Regions from separate parts of the Homo sapiens genome. Here region 1 is linked to region 2. Evidence: read pairs that join two places in POLR2A ChIA-PET (ENCODE). Cell type or tissue: endothelial cell of umbilical vein. All regions are shown on one strand. Links, peaks and the distances in the headings refer to the core of each region. The heading gives the core; the rest is flanking DNA.

Evidence for each region. ChIA-PET counts read pairs that join two places held together with the same protein. Peaks named below come from ENCODE experiments on the same cell type or tissue, not always from the same donor. Only the 100,000 strongest peaks of a DNase experiment are listed, where the experiment ranks them.
Region 1: POLR2A ChIA-PET joins it to region 2 with 5 read pairs; 2 of 35 experiments call an interaction of 5 or more read pairs at or near these places.

The regions. Positions count from the first base shown.
Region 1 is chr7:18,092,664-18,098,050 of GRCh38, forward strand. It overlaps a transcript of HDAC9 not described here. Among named protein-coding and RNA genes, the nearest start is that of MIR1302-6, 32 kb to the right of the region's middle. In endothelial cell of umbilical vein, for the core only: no CTCF peak of the experiment used is centred there; no DNase peak of the experiment used is centred there.
Region 2 is chr7:17,987,128-17,992,514 of GRCh38, forward strand. No RefSeq gene overlaps it. Among named protein-coding and RNA genes, the nearest start is that of PRPS1L1, 38 kb to the right of the region's middle. In endothelial cell of umbilical vein, for the core only: no CTCF peak of the experiment used is centred there; a DNase peak (open chromatin) is centred at 2,664.

The DNA.
Region 1 (5,387 bases), core at 260-5,259, 110 kb after region 2:
TGATTGCTTAATGAAATGTTTGAGTTTTTGGCCAGGATAGGCATGATAGCCTTCTAGGGATGGGATTGAATTGGAAAGTGACTGAAGTCATGATGACTTCTTGGAAGAGAAAACTCTTCCAGGATTTAGGAGAATAATGGTAATGAGGGTCCATTTATGAGTGGTAGTGATAAGAAAGGAGTAGAAAACCTTTGAAAGATGAATCACTACACATACATTAGTCTGGGTATTGACTTAATTAGTCCCTAAATATATTCCACGCATGAAAGACTTTTAAGGGACTGATTCCACTAATCCTTGCAGGGAACCAGCGCTGTGACTTGGAGGCCTGCAGTGTGGTCTACCCTCATTTTATAGAAAGGAGTAGAGCTAAGGACCATTGTACTATATTTGTGGCCCAGTGACTATAGGGTGCTATGTAGTGGGTTGGGGACTATTGAACACACCCTGTGCTCTAAGCACTTTGCCAGACACATTTTATCTATTTTGTATCTCAAACTCTGGCAGTTTAGTTTATATTTCCCTAGTTCTGCCTCCCTTCTCCCCTGGCAGGTGTGTGGAGACTTTGAAAGGCTAAATACTTTGCCAAGGGTCGTTCAGCTAGGGGTGGCATTAGGATTTGAATCCAGGTCTGATTCCAGAGCCTGAAGTCTTGTAGTACACATCCCATACTCACAAGCAGTAAGTGAAGTTTCCAGGGGGAAAGCCTGTTACTCACATTGAAGTGGATGTCAGTGCTACAATTGCTGTTGGGTTCCATCATTCAGCTTGAGAGAACTGGATACTGCAAGATGAGGGTTAAAGAGAGGAGTGAGAGAGTGTGCTGTATCATGCCTTCTTTTATTTTCTCAGCAGGAAGTACATATTATAGGTCTCTCTTAGATCTAAAAGTAAGAATGGGGAGTAGAGGCTGTGCATTTTTATTTCTACTTATCATTTTGGTTAAAATCAAAAGCACTGTGTCTCCTTTCTTTCCTATATGTAGATTTCTACTATTAAATTAAATCAGGTAACATTATGAATTCTCATTGCCTCTTTGGCCATAGGGTTCTTTCTATAGCTTTTTCAGTAGATGCCACTGTTTTGATCTTGAAAAGTCTATTGAGACATTCTTCCTTTGTTCTTCTATTACTCAGTCCCTCTTTCTACTCTGTGGTGCCTCTGAAATCTATTCATAGATATTCTACTTTTTTCTTCTGTTTTATGTACTTAAATATCTTCTTTAAATGGATCTAGTTCCATTGATCAGAATCATTGGCCCAGATCCCCTTGCTGCTCCACTGTACCCAGGAAGTCTTATCTATTTTCTGTTAATTTTACTGAGTTTTACTCTACATCCCAGCACAGTATGAGGAAGCCTTTAAGATTTCCCTGGGTATCTGAGCCTAAATGTAAACATTTAAAACTGAATACCTCAAGGAAGAGTATGATTGGATTGTGTTAGATCAGGTGCACACCTATGGACTACTCCACTGTGGCCAGGCAAAGGGAGTTTTATTATTGCTCCATCTGGGTTCAGGTGTCCACCCTTCTAGAATACTACTGTTCTCAAAGAAGGAAATTGTGAGCCAGCCCCAGCTTGACTGGGGTCAACAGTACTAATCTATTCTAGAGCACACTGTAGCTCAGGAAGTCTCTAAATAAACTTAATTTCTTCATATAGGTTTTAGATTTCCTAAACTAGATTAGGCCAGATTTGACTTTAAAAGCCCAAACTTCTTAGCATGACACAAGTTCTTTCACAGCCTGGACCCAGCCTATCTTTGTTACCTTTACTTTTTTTTTTTTTTTTTTAGGTGCAGGGTCTTGCTCTACTCCCAAGGCTGGTGTGATCACAGCTCAGTATAACCTTGAGCTCCTAGGCTCAAGTGATCCTTCTGTGTCAGCCTCCCAAGTAGCTAGGACTCACAGGCTCATGCCAGCGTACCTGGCTAATTAAAAAAAATTATTTATTGTTTATTTTTAAACATTTTTTGTGGAAGGGGTCTTGCTGTATTGCCCAGAGTGGTCTTGTACTCCTGGCCTCAAGCTATCCTCCTGCTTAGGCCTCCCAAAGCACTAGGATTACAAATGTGAGCCACCGTGCCAGGCCCTTACATTTTTAACTGTTGCAACTCCCTGCCTTTCATCCAGTAAATCATTAAGGATTTCAATCCTAAACTTGGAGCTAGCAAGTGGCTTCGATTTTAGATAAACAGGAATAGCCAGCCTGAGAGAATACATCGACGTGTAAAGAAAAGTCAAGATGAGAGAGAGAGAAATAAGTACATTTCAGTTTTTCACTTCCTGCATCCAGTCATTCTTAAGTCTCGTTCTATAGCTGATTTTTTCCACGGATATGTTATGTGAGCAATGAATTATCCATAAATTGAGTTTCTGCCTCTTGCAATGGAAAGAGAACCGTGTAGCATAGGTTTCTATAAGTGATCATCTCGTAGCGAAAATCAGACTTTCATTCTGCTGGGGTTCTGTTGGGGGATTAGGAAGCTGTGCTTCTCTGCCCTACTTTTTCACTGGGCCCAGTGTATGTCCCACCTCTTCTGTGATGCTTCCCCTGATTACTACAACACACTGAGATCTCATTCCTCTCTGAATTCCTACTGTAGTTTAGGGTTATGGCTATGTTTTCGCAGGCTTACAAATGGAATTCTAGTATTAATTGAGAAAATCCATAATAAAAAGGCTACTGTATTAGGAAAGTCTTTAAAAGGAATTTGCATTTTTATTACCCCAAACAGCATCCTTATATTTTTGAAATATAGTAGTATATTTAATATACAGGAGGATTTACATGTGTATTTATGGTCTTCTTGCAATTACCCTGTGGCTCGCTAGAGATTCATAGTCTCCCACCACTTAGATGGAAAAGAGGGCAGAGAAGGTTTGGCTTCCTAATGGGTACCTTCTCCAAATAAAACACCACAGGAAGAATGGGCCGGTTTTGACTAAGACTACAGGTCTGTACAGTATGAGTGTGTTTATTTTTTATTAAACATTCTACTTAGGTATATAGGAACATAAATATGAATGCTTTTGCTTATAGATTTCATAAATTATAAAACCAAACCCAACAAACAAATGTTGAATATAAACAACAGAATTGATGAAATTAAAAGAAACAACATTGAACTCTGTGACAAATGATGCTGTATTGTTGAAATTACATTGCCAGTATCCAGTTTAAAAGTATAAAGATGCAGTCTCAGATTCTGTTTTTCTTTAATCTATTTCTATGTTTTATATCAATATAGATACAAAAATTGTCCTTTTACAACCAAACAAACAATGTTAACTTTGAGGCTTTGTGTATGGCTCAGGATAATCAGGCTTTACACATGATCAAAATTCCTCAAATAATCCCTCAAATGTCAGGTTTAATGAGGTATCACCTGAGATCTCTATAACATCTTTTCGTTCCCTTGAAAATGTGATTAGTATTGTGGAGTCATCGAATTCTAAATCAAATCTGTAAGCTGTATTCCAAGATTTCTGGAATGGAGAACAGATTATGTAGAAGCTACACAGAGATAGGATGCATGCATTATCTTCACACTCATGATGATTATAACCTCTATAGTACAGGTACTTTTGCCTGCCTGTGCTACCCAGTGTTCTGTAATGACTCACTTCATCCTCACCTTTTCTCTAAACAGACTTTATTTGTTTAGCAACCTTTCTATTCTTTGGTCTCCACTTAGTTTATGCATGATTCAAAACACCAAGTGCAAACAACATGATGAAAATTTGGTGGCAGTATTTAGTTTTTAAACGTTTATTCAGAAACTGATTAGCATACAACATGTATATTTAGATGATCATCCCAATGAAATCCCAAAATGGAAAAAAAAATATTTCACATCAAGCTCATGGACCTCAGTTTGAAATACACAGTTGCAAATGTTAATTGGCCACTTAAAACATTTTACATCTTGCCTTATGTTGTGTGTCATTAATGAAATTGTAAGCTCCTTGAGGTGAGACTATATGCTTACTGTTTTGTTTTCTTCCATAGCACTGTGTGCATTTGTTATAGTTGGTGACCAAAAAGTGTTTGCTGATTGACCGATTATTAATATATTGTTATTTCCTATTGCTCTGTGACTCAAAGGCAGGGACTATTTTGTTTTAATCTGTGGTCTCTGAATGCGTAGCACAGCAACTCTCACATGAGAAGTGCCTAATAAATGTTCTGAATGAAAGAATGGATGACTTGTTGGCTTTGTGTGTGTGTGTGTGTGTGTGTGTGTGTGTGTGTGTGTATTCGTACTCTTTTAGATCTAATCTCTTATGTACAGGGCACTTCTAACAGTTGTATAGATTAGTGCTGTCCAGTAAGATTTTCTGTGATGATGGAAATATTCTATGTCTATGCTCTGCAACATCATAGCCACTAGGCACATGTGGTCTTTGAAATTTAGCAAATGTGGCCAATGGCCTGAATTGAGTTTTATTTAGTTTTAATGAGTGCATAGTCACACATGGCTAGTGGGCAGCACAGACCCAAATGATAAAATGTACTTTCTCAAACTTATTTGCTCTCATATCTAACATTATTATATTTTTTGGTTATAATTGGATGTTGTTATTTGATTTTGTTGTATTGGATGGATGAAGTGAGTTTATCACTTTAAAAATAGGGCAATATAGTCCACCAAGTTGACTTCATTCTTTCCTAAATGACCAGCAACATTGGATGTCATCTGTTCACTTGCCCCACCATCTATTTTGGTATTTCATCATTTCCTTATTAGGCTAGAGGCCTGACACCGCTTTACCAAATAAGTTTTATGTACACTTTTACCTTTTTTTTTTTTTTTAATGACCCAGGTTATCTTGCGTTTGCTTGTCTTTCTGTTTTAGTCCTTTTTTCCCCTAATAAACCATTTAAACTTGGATTATCTATATCATTATTATCATTTTTAGAGACAAGGTCTTGCTCTGTCACACAGGCTATAATGCAGCAGTGTGATCATAGCTCACTGCAGCCTTGAACTCCTGGGCTCAGCTGATCCTCCTGCCTCAGCTTCCCAAGGAGCTGGGACTACAGGCATATACCACCACACCTGGCTAATTTTTTATTAGATTTTTTCTTTTTTAGAGATGGAATCTTGCTTTGTTGACCAGGCTGGTCTTGAACTTCTGGCCTCAAGTGATCCTCTGGAGTAACTGAGATTATAGGAGTGGACCACTGCACCCAGCCTATATTATCATTGTTAATACCACCATCATCATTTTCATTTCTGGTGTTTATGCTTTGCCAGCCCATATTTGATGTTGTGTACTAACGTCTACTGATAGTCTAAACACATTTCAAATTTATTATAATCTGAAAAATGTCTGAATATTCTTTTTCTCCAATTGTTTTCTTTGCTTATCTTGCCCTTTTA
Region 2 (5,387 bases), core at 268-5,267:
GTTTGTCTCATGCCTTCTGTCTAATCTTCTTGAACATGCACTGTGCATTCAAGAACTTTTCCCATGTTGCTGTTCCCATGTTTATGTTTAAATGGAGTAGCTATTCTAAAGTTCTGTGACTCTGTGTTTTTCCTCTATGGATCCTTAGGACTTTGTGCTGAATTACATTACTAGCACTTACTGGATGATTAGTTATTTATGTCTGTTTACCCAGTTAGAATGTGAGCAGACATTTCTTCTCCTTTCTGTGTTCTCCTCCCTGGCACATGCTAGGCACTCAATAAATGTTAGATATAGTTATTTTATAAGACGACCATAGCTTAATGTATGTGGAACTGTGGAGATTCTTTTATCTTCACCCATTTCAAAAGTTAATCATTGGTATGCATTCTGAGAGCATTTGATTTTTTAAAAAATGAAGATTTTAGTCCCAGGTTTCATTTTTCCTTCTTTTCTTTTTGTCACAAACATCAGTCAGTGCTATTTATTGTCTCAGAGAAAAGTAAAGAGAGGCAGAATAAATAACTAATACTGGCTTCTGAAATTTTACGGTAAAAACCAATAATATGTCAAAGCATACTGATTTGCAAGAATTGAACAATTTGAAGGAGAAAATTATTTTAGGTCTCCAAAAGTCAGAACTTAGAGAACCAAGCAAAGTTTATACCAGAAACTTTCAAACCTTTTTTGACAGTAACTCCCAGAAATAAATATTTTACACCTTGGTTCAGTGTAAAACACACACACACACACACACACACACACACACACACACACACAAAGTATTACAAAACAATACATACCCTTATTACATGACAGAGTTATATTTTCTATTCTGTTTGATTTTATTTAATTTTAACAAAAATGATTTTATAAACTATTAATGAGTCACGATTCATGGTGTGAAAAAATCTCTGGTTTATCCTACAAACCATAAAATGGGAAGAATTTATTGTTAAATGTCAGGGCATCTTTTTCACCACAATGAAAAGAGATAAAATGTCAATTAGCTGTTGAAGAAGAAGACGAAAGGGACGTGGCTAAGATTTTCATTCTGCCTTAGCTAGAAAATCCAAATAGGTTGAGGAGGAATTAAAGAAAAACATCTAAGAAGAACACAGGCCCCTTAGAGAGGCTTGGCAGAAACCCTGGCGCTGATAGAACTTTTGTGACGACAGCTGATGGGAGTGTCTGGGATCCAAGGCCTGAAAGCACACTTGTACAGGCCCATACATTTCAGCACAGGAAGGGACACAGCTGAGTGTCCTTGAGTTCTCAAGTGGTATATAGAAGAACTGAGAGGCCTGGGGGACTAGAAACGGCCCGACACTAGGAGAGAAAACCTCTAAATGCATCAGATCTGGCACCACAGATAGCAGCAGCAGATGTCAGCTCATGATACCCCAAGGCCAAGCAGGGGCAGCTAAGGCACAGCAAATGCCAAGTTAAGATACCAGGTGGGACACGACACATCTAAATGGGGCACAGCCCTTGGACCAGATATTCCCTATTCTCACCCTCAACATATAAATACACCAGGGTGATCATAAATCCCCAGGGGACTTAGTTCACTTTAGGGGAGAGAAGACAAGACCAAAGATGGGGAAGAAGAAAAGAAGGAAAGTGGTACTTTAAAAAACACTATCTGCCTGAAAGACGTGAAATTTTAAAGAAGAGTTAAAGATATTGAAAATGCAGGAATATGAGATTTCCACCATCATTTCTGTACATTTGAGTAATGACTGCCAATTTTAAACCTACTAAACACAGTTGCCAAAGTAATACATTATCCAATGGCTAGCGTCTTCCATCATCAGCAAAGGTTCTCTGAATGATACACATAACGATGAAAATTTTGTCATTCTTCTTGTTTACCTTAACAGAACATAGCCAGAGGGAGGCGATGCTGCAGCAGCCACTGATGGTGATCTCTTGAGGTAGCTGGGGCACTACAGCAGCCAGGCCAAGGCAGGGAAGAGCTGGAAGGCCGTCAGTGGGGATAATGTAAATCCAGAACGAGCCTGGGCTACAGAGGGATATCTGAAATGGAGAGTTTGACTAGCCCCTTGGGGCAAAGCAGTGACTAGAACAGGATCCCAAGAAAGAACGCTTGCTGAACCTCTTATGGCATGAGAACGGTGCAATGGGAACACACTAGGGTCCAATGCTGGGTGACCGAGGAGGAAGACCCTGAACCATTGCGGAAGCCAGCTAAATAGGAGACAGGCTGTGTACAGGAGCTAGTTAGCTAGTTTGTTCAAGAGTAGCTATGAAGCTGAATTCATGATATGAGTTTTACTGGTACCATTTTTCTTTCTTTCTCTTTCTTTCTTTTCTTTCTTTCTTTCTTTCTTTCTTTCTTTCTTTCTTTCTTTCTTTCTTTCTTTCTTTCTTTCTTTTTTTTTTTTTTAAGATAGGATCTTGTTCTGTCGCCCAGGCTGGAATACAGTGGCATGATCTGGGCTCACTGCAACCTCTGCCTCACAGGTTCAAGCCATCCTCCTGCCTCACCCTCCGGAGTAGTTGAGACTATAGGCGTGAGCCACCATGCCTGAGCACTGGTAACATTTTGAACTCTGAACTTGCCCTGCCTGCTTTTAAAGGCACATTGCCTCCTTATGGACAGAGCCCTCATGGAACTCTGATGAGTCACTACTTTCCATTCCCACAAACCACTTTCTTCCTCCAATTCTTAGATCGCTCCATCTAGCTTCCTCTCTGCCCTGCTTCAGTTTGAAGGATACTTGCGTTTTTCCTAACACCTTCACTTTTATTCAACATCTGCCCACTAAACTTGCCTCTCTATAGACAATGTACCTTATGGTAGATGACAAATATGCTCTCATTAGCACTCTTAAAGGTTCTTTGGCCATCCCTGCCTCAACTTTGTATCAGTTGAGGAATTTGTCCTTTTTTTTTTCTGTTATATCCAGGTTACAAAGCACATCTGTAAACTATTGGGTAACTGTATAGAATAGGACCATTTCATGTACAGCCTACCCAATCTCAACTGGTACTTTAATATTGTGTGAATTTTTGAGACAGAGTCTTGCTCTGTCGCCCAGGCTGGAGTGCAGTGGCACAATCTCAGCTCACTGCAACCTCCATCTCCCAGGTTCAAGTGATTCTCCTGCCTTAGCCTCTCAAGTAGCTGGGATTATAGGTGCTTGCCACCACACTTGGCTAATTTTTGTATTTTTATTAGAGATAAGGTTTTACACCATGTTGGCCAGGCTGGTCTTGAACTCCTGACCTCAGGTAATCTGCCTGCCTCGGCCTCCCAAAGTGCTGGGATTACAGGTGTAAGCCACCATGCTTGGCCTGAAATTCTTTTAAAAAATGGCACGTGTTGCTATACATTCTCCCAAAAGCTCTAGTAACCTGCCAGATCTCTTATTTGTATTAATATAAATAATAGTTCATATTTATTGAACACTCCTTGTGATAGGTGCTTTATAAGCATTATCTCATTTAATCCTCATAACAACTCTATGACAGATACTATTCTTCTTTTTTTCACATTCACCAGTTTATTATGAGGGATATTACAAAGGCTACAGATGAAGAGATGCATAGGATGAGATACGGGGGAAGAGATACAGAGCTTCCATTCTCAACCTGGGCTCGCCACCCTCCGGGAACCTCCAGGTGTTCAGCTATCCGGAAGCTCTCTGAAGTTGGTTTTCCTGGGTTGTTATGGATGCTTCCTGATATTAGCATTCCTTCCCCCCCGGGTACAATGCAAGACTCTCTCTGGAATGAGAGTTTTATGTCCCATAATCAGAAAAGTGGGGAAGATTAGAGTCCTGCCTTGGAGCAGGTGAAAGGAGGGCAGGAGAAAGTCAGAGACATTCTGCTTCCTGAGGCTGACCCTGAGGCCTAACATACCCAACATTACAGCAAAAGACTGTAATAGGGGCTATGAGAGTTATGAGCCAGAAACCATGGAAGAAAGCATAGATAGATGATAGATAGATAGATAGAAAGATAGATAGATAGATAGATAGATAGATATCTTTTATATATCTACATATATAAACAGATCATAACACTACAGGCCACCCCCTGGTTTTCGAACACAGATCCATTACATCAACAGAATATTCACAGTAACGAATAATTAGTCCAGTCCATCATATTGTATGAATGTCCCCCAGGGAGAGGCCATTTATGTTTGTTGGCTTTCTTTCAATCTTGTCAGGTTCCAAAAGCAGAAGTGGCCCTGGCAAATGTATAGCTTCACCTTTTCAGGCATCTGGAATAATTGAACTAAGAGACAATGTTATCTCTTGCTCTGAGACCCTTTCAAGTTGTTAAGGTAATATTGGATTTCCCTCCATTTATAACCCATTTTTTCATTTATTTACCCTCAGCTATTATTAGTACTCCTTTTTCCCATTTGTCATTTATTTTTTACCGAAACTTTTCCACCTTCGGAAGGGATATTAGGTTTGGCCACTGTGCTGGTCCACATTGCTGGTAGCAATACTAGTCTAACAAGTGCCTCTCTCTCAGACCATTCCCGCCCACAGAAGGTAGGGTTACATGGGTTCTGGACTCGTGAGCCACCCTACTACCAGGCTATATAGCTGTATTCACTTTTAGCCCCAATTTGCCAGATGGGGCGAAGTCACAATCCACTCCCATCAGGCCCATAGGAATTCTGACATAAAGTTTTAAAACATAGTTTCTTAGTTACAGAAATCATCCCTGCTTCAGCAGTTATGTTGTAGCCCTGGTCCTAGGGCCCCTGCATCATGTAGGGGAGGAAAAAAAATGTGTTTAGATGACTTGGGGAAGAAATAAAAAAATTATAGTCATTAGCCAGCATACCCCTCCCTTGGCAAGAATTGCATATTCATACCAGCAACAGATACTACTATTAATCTCAAACTACAGGAGAAGGAATTTAGGGTTAGAGACATTAAGTCATTTGCTGCAGGTCACAGTCCAGAAAAAACGCATTTTAACCACTCAGCAGCTTCGCATTCTTCTCAACAGGCATTTCTACATTTTCCCTGCTCTCTCCTGAAGCTCTCCAGGACTCCTGCACTCCAGTTCTTTCCAGCAAATGTCCTTAACTTTCCACAGCAATGCAGGAGAGGAGACTGACTGGAGCAACTGTTTACACCTTCCTCTTCCCCCACATCTGTCAGCGTCTTTCCCCCAATATATATGTGAGAATTGTCAAGTCCAGATCCTCCTTTCTTCTTCTAGGTCTTGCATTCATTCTTTCCTTTAACTTCTCCCTACTAACGCTTTTTTTTTTCTTTTTTTTTTTTTTTTAGTTTTTTATTTTGAGACTGTCTCCCTCTGTTGCTCTCTCAGCCTGTAGTGAAGTGGCGCCCTCTCTCGGCTCACTGCAACCTCCAACCCCCGGGTTCAAA